2 separate regions of the Homo sapiens genome follow, and region 2 is linked to region 1. A link is a loop called in an ENCODE intact Hi-C map of the cell type or tissue named here. Cell type or tissue: GM12878. All regions are shown on one strand. Each heading gives the region's core, and the rest is flanking DNA. Links, peaks and the distances in the headings are about the cores only.

Region 1 (5,386 bases), core at 225-5,224:
CTACTTTATAGTATCTGAGATCACATTTAGAGTAAACACTCCAAATACACATTTTGACCAAATGCCAAATGGCCAAGTGTTAAAAATTAATATTCTGTTGAATATAACTACAAGAAAACAGGACAGAATATATATGAAACATTGGTTTTAAACATCAGACAACAGGGAACACGGGATTGTGATCCCTGAGAGAAGGGAAACACTGGCTGCCAGCTACTTCCAGGTCACAATACAGGGACAGGAAAGCCAAGCAGTCTGGTGGTTTCACTGAGTTTTAAACACAGATCAGTTTGGAGAGACCAAGATGGCTAGAATTTACAGGGTATTAAGCTGGAGGGAGAGCTGAAAGTAAGTGAGAGCCCTAGAGATAAACCATAATATATTCCACCAGAATAGAAAAACCTTGTAATGTATCAGGTAATGATAGACTCCTCAGAAGAAGTAGCAGCCTTAGTAGAAGCAGCCTTAGTAGAGACAATAATTCAGCACTACGTTAAAAACTGTTCTGGACCCACACTAATAAATTCTAAAAGCAAGCCCTGAAACAACCCAACAGATTCCAAGTAACTGTGCACCCCAACTAAATCCAACACACTTCAGTAATATAATAAATCAAGCAAGCAACAGTATAAACTCAATGGCTGGCATACAATAAAAATTACCAAGCATGCAAAGGAAGAGAAAAATATGAACCATAACCAAGAGAAAAAAAGGCAATAAATGAAGACCTAGAAATGACAGTGATGATGGCAGGAACAGAAAAGGATTGTAAAACTATAGTACAAATATGTTCCATATACTCAAGAAGTGAGAGGAAAACATCACCATAAGGAGAGAAGGAGAAGATACAAAAGACACCAAAATTGAACTTTTAGAGATGAAAATTAAATATACTGAAACGAAAACCATACTGGATACAATTAACAGATTAAACTAGAGAAGAAAAGCTCAGTGAACTTGTAGACAATGTAATAGAAGCTATCCAAAATGAAACATGGAGAGACAAAACTTAAAAACAAACGTAGAGTGTAAGTGACTTTTTAAGCACCATAAAAGGTGAATAACTGGAGTTCCACGAAGAGACATAGTGAGTAAGCGAGTGAGTGAGTGAGAGAGAGAGAGTGTGTGTGTGTGTGTGTGGGTGTGCACGTGCGTGCACTGGGGAAGTGGGTGCAGAAGAAAAAAAAATTTGAAGACAAAATAGCAGAGAACTTCCCAAATTTGATGAAAACCGTAAACTGACAGTACCAAGGAAGCTCAGCAAACCCTAAGAATAAACATAAAGAAAGCCAAGGCAAATCATAACCAAATGGCTGAAAACCAGTGATAAAGAAAAAATATTAATTGACCAGAAAAAAAGTACACATTATATACAGAGGAACCAAGGACAACAGACTTCACATCTATATGAACCGGAAAACAAGACAATGGAGCACTATCTTCAAAGTACTAAGAAGAAGAAAAAAAAAAAAGCATCAACCCAGATATACTCAATGAAAATGTATTTCAAAAATTAAGGCAAAATAAATTTATTCACATGAATAAGGGCCGTGAAAATTCACCACCAGTTGACCACCACTAGAGTAACTATGGAAAGAAATTCTTCAGGCAAAGTAAAACAATACCAGATGGAAATCTGAATCTTACACGAAGGAATAAAGAACATCTGAAATGGTAAATATGAGGGTAACAGAAGTTATTCTTCATTTTTCAATCCCTTTTAAACAGTTAAAATATAACTGTTTAAAAATAGTAACAATTAATTAGAGGGTTTAAGACAGACATATTGATAAAATGTATGACAAAATAGGATAAAAAATGTGGCAGGGGAGATGGAGACAAAAAAAGACTGTCATAGATTTCTACATTAAACATGAAGTGATGTTATTTGAAGAAAACCTGTAATAAGTTATCTTGTAAACCCTAACACAAACACTAGAAAAATAAAACAGAATAATACCTAATAGGTGAACAGCAGAATAAAAGTGATGTTATCCCCCTTTTTGCAAATAAGGAAGCTAAGTTCCTTTCTTGGGTACAGACCTGTTATTTGACTTACAAAATCTAAAACTACTACAGCTATCAGATACTATTTTGTTTTTCAAAACAACAGTCAATCGTATAAAATGATTTTAGTATGTCTTAATATCTATTAAGATATTTGCTTCTTTATAGTTTCTGCCTTTTTCCTTTTTAATCCTCAACCTCATTCCTGCATTCACAATATATATGTTCTTACCGCTACAGAGTTTCTCAATCTCAGCATTACTAACATTTTGGGTCAGATAAGTCTTTGTTGTAGGAGGCTGTGTATGCATGGTAGGACACTTAGCAGCTTCCTTGGCCTCTACCCACTAGATGCCAGTAGCACTCAGTTGCAGTAACCAAAACTGTCTCCAAATATTACCAAACATTTCCTTGGGGAGCAAAATCACCACTTACCCTATTTTAGCACTTTAGACTACAGTGCCTTATGTAACAGTTAAATGTCTACATGTCTATGCCCTGCACTGGACTGTAAGTACTACCAACGTTCAACACATACATTCACCAAGCGTCTAAGTAACAGTGATTGGGATACAACAGTGAATTTCATTCCATCGCCATGCCTTACTCATCTCTGCATTCCCCAAAGGCCTTACTCATAATAAGCAACTATAGATTTACTGAAGTGAACGAGCTGTACGGTGAAGAGAAATTTCATCAATGACGTGAATGCAGACAGGCATTTGGTGGCAAAAGCAACATCACCAAATAGAAAATAGGGCCACTTACCTAATGACTTTTTACAAAATTAATCCAAGAATATTTGTTCTGTCACTTTTGTTTTCCCAAACAGTCACAGAGAAAAATTATTGATTTTTCAACTGCATTCCAGATTGAGATCTACTTATAAGGTATGTTTGAGCCCAACTAGCCACTGGTATTGAAAGGAATAACATGGGTCTAGTTGACAAAGTACTAAGTGTGAATGGCTACTGACTTCAAAACTACTTATTCAGCAACAATAAACACAACTTTTAAACATGCAACGGTCCATTGTTAGAAGTTAATTAGAATAATCAGATGAAGGCAGGAGGATAAAACAGTTAACATTTTCATAATAAAAAACTCATTAGACCTACATTTGAATACAGTTTTAAGAAATCACTGTAAAGGATATATGCCCTCAAATGATTATCTTAGTTTCACTATTGAGTGTGCATCTGTAATATATTTGACTTTCAAAAATATTTTCAACAACTGATTTATAATAAAACTTTGTATATGTGTATGGCAATATTATAAGGATGATATGCTATAATTAAAATGCTATGTAATTGAATACCTACAAAAAAATGCAACAACAAAAAACTAAAATCTTGAGATTGTGCTTTCAACATGAATATGCTCCCTAGAAAATGGAGTAACATTCTTAATCTTGTACGTAGCCCTATCCACAAGACTATTTCTAACAGAAAATATGTTCAGAATTTTAACCCAGGAACACATTTCTTTTTATCAGTGACATCTATGACGCCATGACTCTAAGAGTATATTGCTGAAAAGGCATTTAAGTAGCTCTTACAGATATAAGGATCTATCCTAAGCTGCCAGTAGCCGAAATAAGTCAACAGATCTACTTTGCAGATGGGCCAGTCATAGGAAGCACCCAAAAGCCCACACAGAACCTATTAACTAACAGGGTATATTACAGCATAAAAAAAGAAGAATGTGAAAAATAACTTTAAGGTTTTAAGCCTGGGATGCTGAAAGAAAATTTTTTTCTTTGCAAATCAGAAGGTAAATCAGAAGGCTTTGCAAATTAGAAGGTAACTGGAAGACAGTATTTTATATCAACATAGGAATATCCAAGAGGCTAGGTACAGTGGGCGCATACCTGTAATCCCAGCACATTGGGAGGCCAAGGCAGGTGGACGGCTTGAGCCCAGGAGTTTGAGACCAGCCTGGCCAACACGGTGAAACCCCACCTCTAAAAAAATATAAAAATTAGCTAGGCGTGGTAGCACACACCTGTGGTTCCAGCTACTCGGGAAGCTGAGAAGGGAGAATCGCTTGAGCCCTGGGAGGAGGAGGTTGCAGTGAGCCAAGATTGCGCCACTGCACCCTAGCCTGGGTGACAGAGCAAGACCATGTCTCAAAACATATAAATTATATAAATAATAATACCCAAAAAAAGAACTAAAAATTAAGAGATTTACTTGGGGTCAGAGATGGAGATGTTACTCTAAGAATAATCCACATATAGAGAACCTGAAAGCTGGTCTCAGCGACTGGGAAAGAACAGAAATTCAAGAGAGCATCTATGAAGACAACCATGATAAAGGGTTCCAGGACCGGCATAAAAGGAACCACAAATAAATGGCAGTCAGAAAGGTAGGTGAGGTAGAGATTTAGAAGAATTTAGTGTCACTGAAGTCAAGAAATGGTTTTAAGCATGAGTGGTCAGCACTGGACTTCTAGACTTCTTGAGGGCAGAAATTCCTTCCTCTCTGAACACGACCAGAAGCCTGTATCACAGTACCTGCCACACGGTATGCTCTCAACAAATACTAATACCGTACCCTTGCATTGTGCCTGCCATATGCCAGACACTGTTTAATTGCTTTACATACATGAATTCATAATTCTCACCACAGAAGGTGCTATTATGCCCATTCTACGCATAGGAAAACTGAGTCATCAAGCATTTCAGTAATTTGCCTGAACTCCCACACCCAGGAGAATCTGTCCTGTAAAGAGACTACTGGTTAGATCTGGTTAGAACATTACCAAGCTGAGAGCAAGTTCAATGCAATGCCAGAGGAAGAACTCAAATTGCAGGATGTTAAAGCACACCTGAGGTATCCATCACTTCCTCCCTGTCCACTCTCCTTTTGTTAAATATGTTGGCATGGCCAGTTTAAAAGGAGCAGCCCTGCAAACTGTGAGACAAATCTAAGTCTCTTCCTCATCCATTTTTCCCATTCCTATCTTTCCTCACTCTCCAGCCAACTGTGCTAGAAGCAGAAACCTGACCAATTGGATTCTCTCTCTAGAAACATAACTGAGACTTGGAGATGTTTGCTGAGAACCATGTTGCATAGTCAGTGAGTCTGATGTTGGCATCATGGCAAACCAAAGTCTCATGCAAATCAAAGTTTTGGGGAAGTGGAAACCAAGAGCTTTAAAGAGAAGGCCAATCTGAAAGAAACTGGAACAGACCTGCGTGAGTAGCAGAGACATAAGACCATGTGCTTCCAGAGAAAAACTGGAAGAGTAACTGCCTGAAGACTTTCTGGTTCCCAAAACGCTGAATTGGAATCATGCAATGGACTTCAGCAGCACTGTATGACAAATGCTTTTTTTTTAAGTAGGCTAATTAAATTGGCTTTTTCTTCCTTGC
Region 2 (5,386 bases), core at 308-5,307, 600 kb before region 1:
CGAGGTCAGGAGATCGAGACCATCCTGGCTAACATGGTGAAACCCCATCTCTACTAAAAAATAAAAAAAATTAGCTGGGAGTGGTGGTGGGCGCCTGTAGTCCCAGCTACTGGGGAGGCTGAGGCAGGAGAATGGCGTGAACCCAGGAGGCGGAACTTACAGTGAGCCGGCGATTGCACCACTGCACCTCCAGCCTGGGCGGCAGAGCGAGACTGTCTCAAAAAAAAAAAAAAAAAAAGTTTTCCCTGTCCTTTTCTATGTATGTGAATCTTTTTAGTGGCTAAATAAGCCTCTGGGCTACCTCACAATCTGGAGTGTTTCTTCAAGGACCTGGACGTCCTCTCTTCCTTGATGTAATCATCAAGGAAGCTAAGGCTTTAGCTTCCGGTTTCCTAAGAGGAGAGGGGTGTAACTTCAGTTGTTGTCTGACTCCAAATTGCAAAGCCTAACTAATGGTAATGGGTTGTATCCCCTTAGCTATAAAAGAGTGAGAGTTCTTTCTGGTCTTTGCCATTTCTTTAGCAGATTGCCTGTAATGTGCATCACTTTCTGGTTTAATGCTTATTTAATAATAAAATAGTTTTCCTTTTACCTTTGTAGAAAGCTTTTCTGGGTTAGGAGGACATTTCGTTTTTAATTATATTTTCCCAGGAGTGCTCACTATGTGCCAGGCACTCTTCCAGGCACCAGAGATATAGCATTAAATAAGACAGAAGCTGCCCTCATGAGCTCATATTCTAGGACAGATAGACACTGAACAGTAAGAATAATATCTAAGGAAATCATGCAGGCAGCACATTAGAAGGCGGGGCGGGGGGGGGGTGGTAAGTGCAGTAAGCCATGTGTAAACAATCGAGTGTGATGAGCTGTGTAAAGAACAGTGGGAGTTTAAAGGAGAGAGAGGTAAGTTATCCTGGGGCAGTTGAGGACTTGATGTTTGAGCTGAATCTTGAAAGATGAATGGTTTTGAAAATAGCTCATTGCTTTAGGGGAGGAGTGGAGCTGGTATTCTAGGAAGTGGAAGATATTTGATCAAAGAAATATACATGACAGCAGAGTACATTAGGGGAAGTCTGCATAATCAGCATCTCATTTGATACCATCAACAACCAGAGGCAGAGATTTTTTTTCTTGTTCTTCCTTTTTCTCTCTTCTCCTGCTCCTTTCTCCTACTCTCTTGTAATGATTCATACTGTTGACACATATTGAGTTTACTATCAGCTAAAATCTTTAAACTTTTTCACACACATTGTTCCTGAGTCATAGCACCCTAATCTGTACTTGTTGGCATACGTTTTATTCTCGGTAACCTTGTAGGAGTTTGTGTGTGTGTGTGTTGTGTATTGAAGAAGAGTTGGAGAAGAGACCGAAGTAGTTAGGCTGAATAAAATAGAACTCTGGAAATGATGACAGGCATCTCCCATACTTAAAGGTCTATCATAGGAAGAGAAATCCATTCTTTTTTTTCTATGTGATTGTTAGAACTAGTGGGTGGTACTTTAGGGATATAGATTTCTACTCTATGCCAAGAAAAGCTTTTAGAAGTTGATTTCAGAATTGACCAGGTACATCTCTAAAGAAATCCCTTGGGGAGAGGGTGAGGTCTTGGAAAAAATACAGACTCCTGGGCCCCATCCTTGACTTACATCACAAATCTTGTTACCAGGGACCAGGAATTTGCATAACAGGCTCTCAAGGAAATCCCTAGGTACACTGAAATTTGAAAACTTCAAGAGAATTAACATACCTTTTCTTTGAGAGCCCTTTCAACCTGGGGAAACTTTGATCCTATGAGACCCTAGAAAGGGGAACCACAGAACATTCATTTTCTTTGGGGTGTGGTGAGTCTGATGACTGTGTAACTAGGATGATTATTGAGAACTGAAACTAAAGTCCTTAGCTCCCCAGTCAACTGAACAGGCTGCCTCTTGGCCAAGAGGACCCCAGAGAAACCTTTTAAAAACTGAGTTTCTGGCCATCACAGGACGAGAGGTCAGATGCACCTCTTTATCTTCCCTCCCTTTTGTGGTTTAGACACAACATCTGACCAGCATTAATGTTGAAATAGAGATCACGAGACTGTCAGAACAGACTCTTTGTTCACAATGAGATACCACATTATAAACAGGACCGAAGGCCATGTTAAGTCATGGACTCCTACAGTTAAAGAAGAAACTGTGTTCCAACTGCCACAAGGTTTTTCTTTTTCTCTAGCAGCTAAACACGCGCTGGCCTTGAGATAAGCAATATTAAACAATTGCAGCTCATCCACCAGCAGAGCTGACTAACTGAGGCCCCCTGCTCCACAAGCCAGAACTACAGCTTTGATTGAATAAAAGACTGGTTTCAGTATTTTTCTCCTGCTAAGAGACCACCCACAGATCGACTAGTTCCAGCCGAGTTACAGATGCTGTGCATTTGAGTGCCTTCCTTTCCCTGCTTCACCTTTTGACATATAGGGCTTACTTGTAATATATTTCAATGTTAAGTCTCCACCTAAGGGAAGCATGAGATGCATGTAACATGCATGTTTATTCAGTATGCATGCCATGTTCCCCCTTCATGAATATCTGGACGAAAGACTGCATAGCTCCTCCCGTAACCTGTTGAATATATACATATATTTGGCCAACCTGTTCAACAAAACGTATGTCTCATCCTTCCCTCCCTCGAAGTACCCGCTGACAGAGGCTTCTCACAGAAGCTACACTTCTCAGCCTGTCAGAATGGCCACATTGTAGGCTGCGAGTCTTTATAGCAAACAAAGTCTCCTTTCTAAATTTGTGATTTTTAAGCTGATACCATAGAATTCATCTTTCAAATCAGGACACTTTTAAGAGTGAAATGAAGTGCTAAAAATCCTGGTATCTTTTTTCAAAAATTTACTAACTGACAAATACATTTTTATTTTTTGATGGATCTGCCAAATAATTATTTTGAAACACTATTTCAAAAATATTTTTTCTAGAAAGTAGAATAACATATATCTGTGTACACCAAAGAAAACTTTTAAAACTTCTTTACATATATAAAAAGTAGAAATTTTACAATAATATAATCAGAATAATTACCCCTTTAGTCATTTTTTGAAAACACATTTGTCTCAAATACCATGTCATTCTATTTTTCTAAAGAATGTTTTCTTTTCCTTATATGGTCTTGCTATGTTAAAATTTTAAATAAAATTGTCCCAATATTTTCTTCAAATTTGCATTTAATGACTAATAAATTTGAAATGAACCTTCTCTGTAGACCATATCAGGATTGAGAATATACTCTTTTTAACGTACTTAATTTGTTTAGTTTCTTCATGCTTTGGTGGGGATACACTTTGGTGTCTTCTTGTTTTTAAGACTTGTTACTAATAATTCCAATTGTCTAAACATGTGGAAAGCTAAAGTTTTTTGAAACTCTATTCATTGAAAGTGCTGATCAAAGATTTCTAACTGATTTGGACAAATTCAGCCCAGATTTAGAGAGCTAATTTTTAAAAAGAATTCAACAAAAAGATACTTAGATTGATATACAAATTATTTCTTCAATGCTCAAATATTTCTAAAATTCTCCTTATGGCAGACAGCAAAGAGAGAAAAACACATGATACTGCCTTGTATTTAAAATCATATTTTTGCAAAAACTATAGTTTAGATATTTTAAGTGTATACATATATATCATATTTATAAATTCTTCGTGACTGCTACTATTTTGATTGGTAGATTATCACTACTTGTTTGAGTACAAGTATGAATCATGTTGCACATCTAATTCCCAGTACATTTCTGCTCCATAATTCTTTAGAAAAAACATGCTTTTACAATGACACTGTGCTATGCCAAAATTTGTACTTAATTATGACACAAAGATAACTTTAGTTTGAACTTTTAAAAACAATTTATGATAGCACTGATTCATTTAACTGGATTTACAATGACATCTCACTCTAGTAATATCAGATGTTTTTACCGTCAGCAAAATAAAATTCCAAATGTTTTACTTTGATACCATGAATTGGATGAAAATAAAAGGAATCATTGTTGAAAATAACTGTTTTCCAATATGAAGCATCTGACTCCATTTCTATAAAAGTGGCATCATTTAATTGTTTGAAACTTTTTTTTCTGCCATTGGATCCAGCACCTTACCATCTATCGCTTTGTAGGGGAGGAGACCAGCTTTTCCTCTCTCCATCTTAGGTTCATGGCTGAGGCCCCTATAACAAAAGACAGATGAACCAGAGAAAAGCTTACATGTTTATTTAACATGCATTTTACATGAAATGGGAGCTTTCATAAGGAAATAAATACCTGAAGAAACAGTTAAACCTGTGTATTTTTTAAACCTGTGTATTTTTATGCTGGGTTTGATGAAGAGAGGAGAGTCATAGAGAAATATAATAGGGTGAAAAGTATGACATGATGATTATAAACTGGGGAAACTCAGCAAGGCCAGTTTGTTCAGTTTCCCTTCTGTGACCTTTTGTTTTCAGGGATAAGGATGTTCCTTTCTTCCTGGCATAGAGAGGGCACATCTTACATGAGAGTCTATGACCTCTTTCAGGGGAAGGTCAGAAAATCTTTCCTAGGTTTTATGAACTGCATCAGGGAAGGAGGCTGGGGGAAAGTCAGAGACACTTTCCCGCTTCTGCTGTTTTCCTCAAATTTCTTCCGTTTAAAATATTCAATACGCCAAGGAACCATATTTTGGAGCAGCATGCCCTGAACCCCATCAGCTTCACTTTTTGTATGTGTACAACAGACACAGAGTGCAGATTTAGAGAGGCAGTCATTTGATCCAAATGAAAAGCCATGCTTCACAGGATACTTTCCTTGTCTGCACGTGTCAAGTCCTCATGTTCATGCACAGTATGTATCTCAAATGTACTCTCGAATGAGAGTAGATACTAATAGTTTAGCAGATTCGTGTTTTCTATTTTTCATGTGGTGAGTGATGTCATATAGCCCCCATGGTAAGTGTTGATAAACATTTTGGGATTTATAGGTTTGTCATTAACATTCTCATGAACAAAGTATTTGATTTTCCATTACACATTTCCTTTCACTTTTTGAGCCCATTAATGCCAAAACATTTTTTGCAAAGTTAAAACGTGTTACTGTCAGGCCTCTGAGCCCAAGCCAAGCCATCGCATCCCCCGTGACTTGCACGTATACGCCCAGATGGCCTGAAGTAACTGAAGAATCACAAAAGAAGTGAATATGCCTTGCCCCACCGTAACTGATGACATTCCACCACAAAAGAAGTGTAAATGGCTGGTCCTTGCCTTAACTGATGACATTACCTTGTGAAAGTCCTTTTCCTGGCTCATCCTGGCTCAAAAAGCACCCCCACTGAGCACCTTGCGACCCCCACTCCTACCCGCCAGAGAAC

Evidence for each region. Peaks named below come from ENCODE experiments on the same cell type or tissue, not always from the same donor. Only the 100,000 strongest peaks of a DNase experiment are listed, where the experiment ranks them.
Region 2: it touches region 1 in a loop (4-fold over the local background); 1 of 110 quality-filtered maps calls a loop at or near these places.

Annotation. Positions count from the first base shown.
Region 1 is chr13:42,275,018-42,280,403 of GRCh38, reverse strand. The region is part of intron 1 of AKAP11 (A-kinase anchoring protein 11); the gene reads right to left. Among named protein-coding and RNA genes, the nearest start is that of AKAP11, 5.6 kb to the right of the region's middle. In GM12878, for the core only: a CTCF peak has its summit at 2,350 (motif pointing right); a DNase peak (open chromatin) is centred at 5,133; H3K4me3 peaks cover 3,975 bases; H3K27ac peaks cover 4,318 bases.
Region 2 is chr13:42,872,885-42,878,270 of GRCh38, reverse strand. No RefSeq gene overlaps it. Among named protein-coding and RNA genes, the nearest start is that of LINC00428, 2.8 kb to the right of the region's middle. RefSeq lists an enhancer at 4,832-5,386. In GM12878, for the core only: a CTCF peak has its summit at 2,282; DNase peaks (open chromatin) are centred at 1,217 and 1,840; H3K27ac peaks cover 1,239 bases.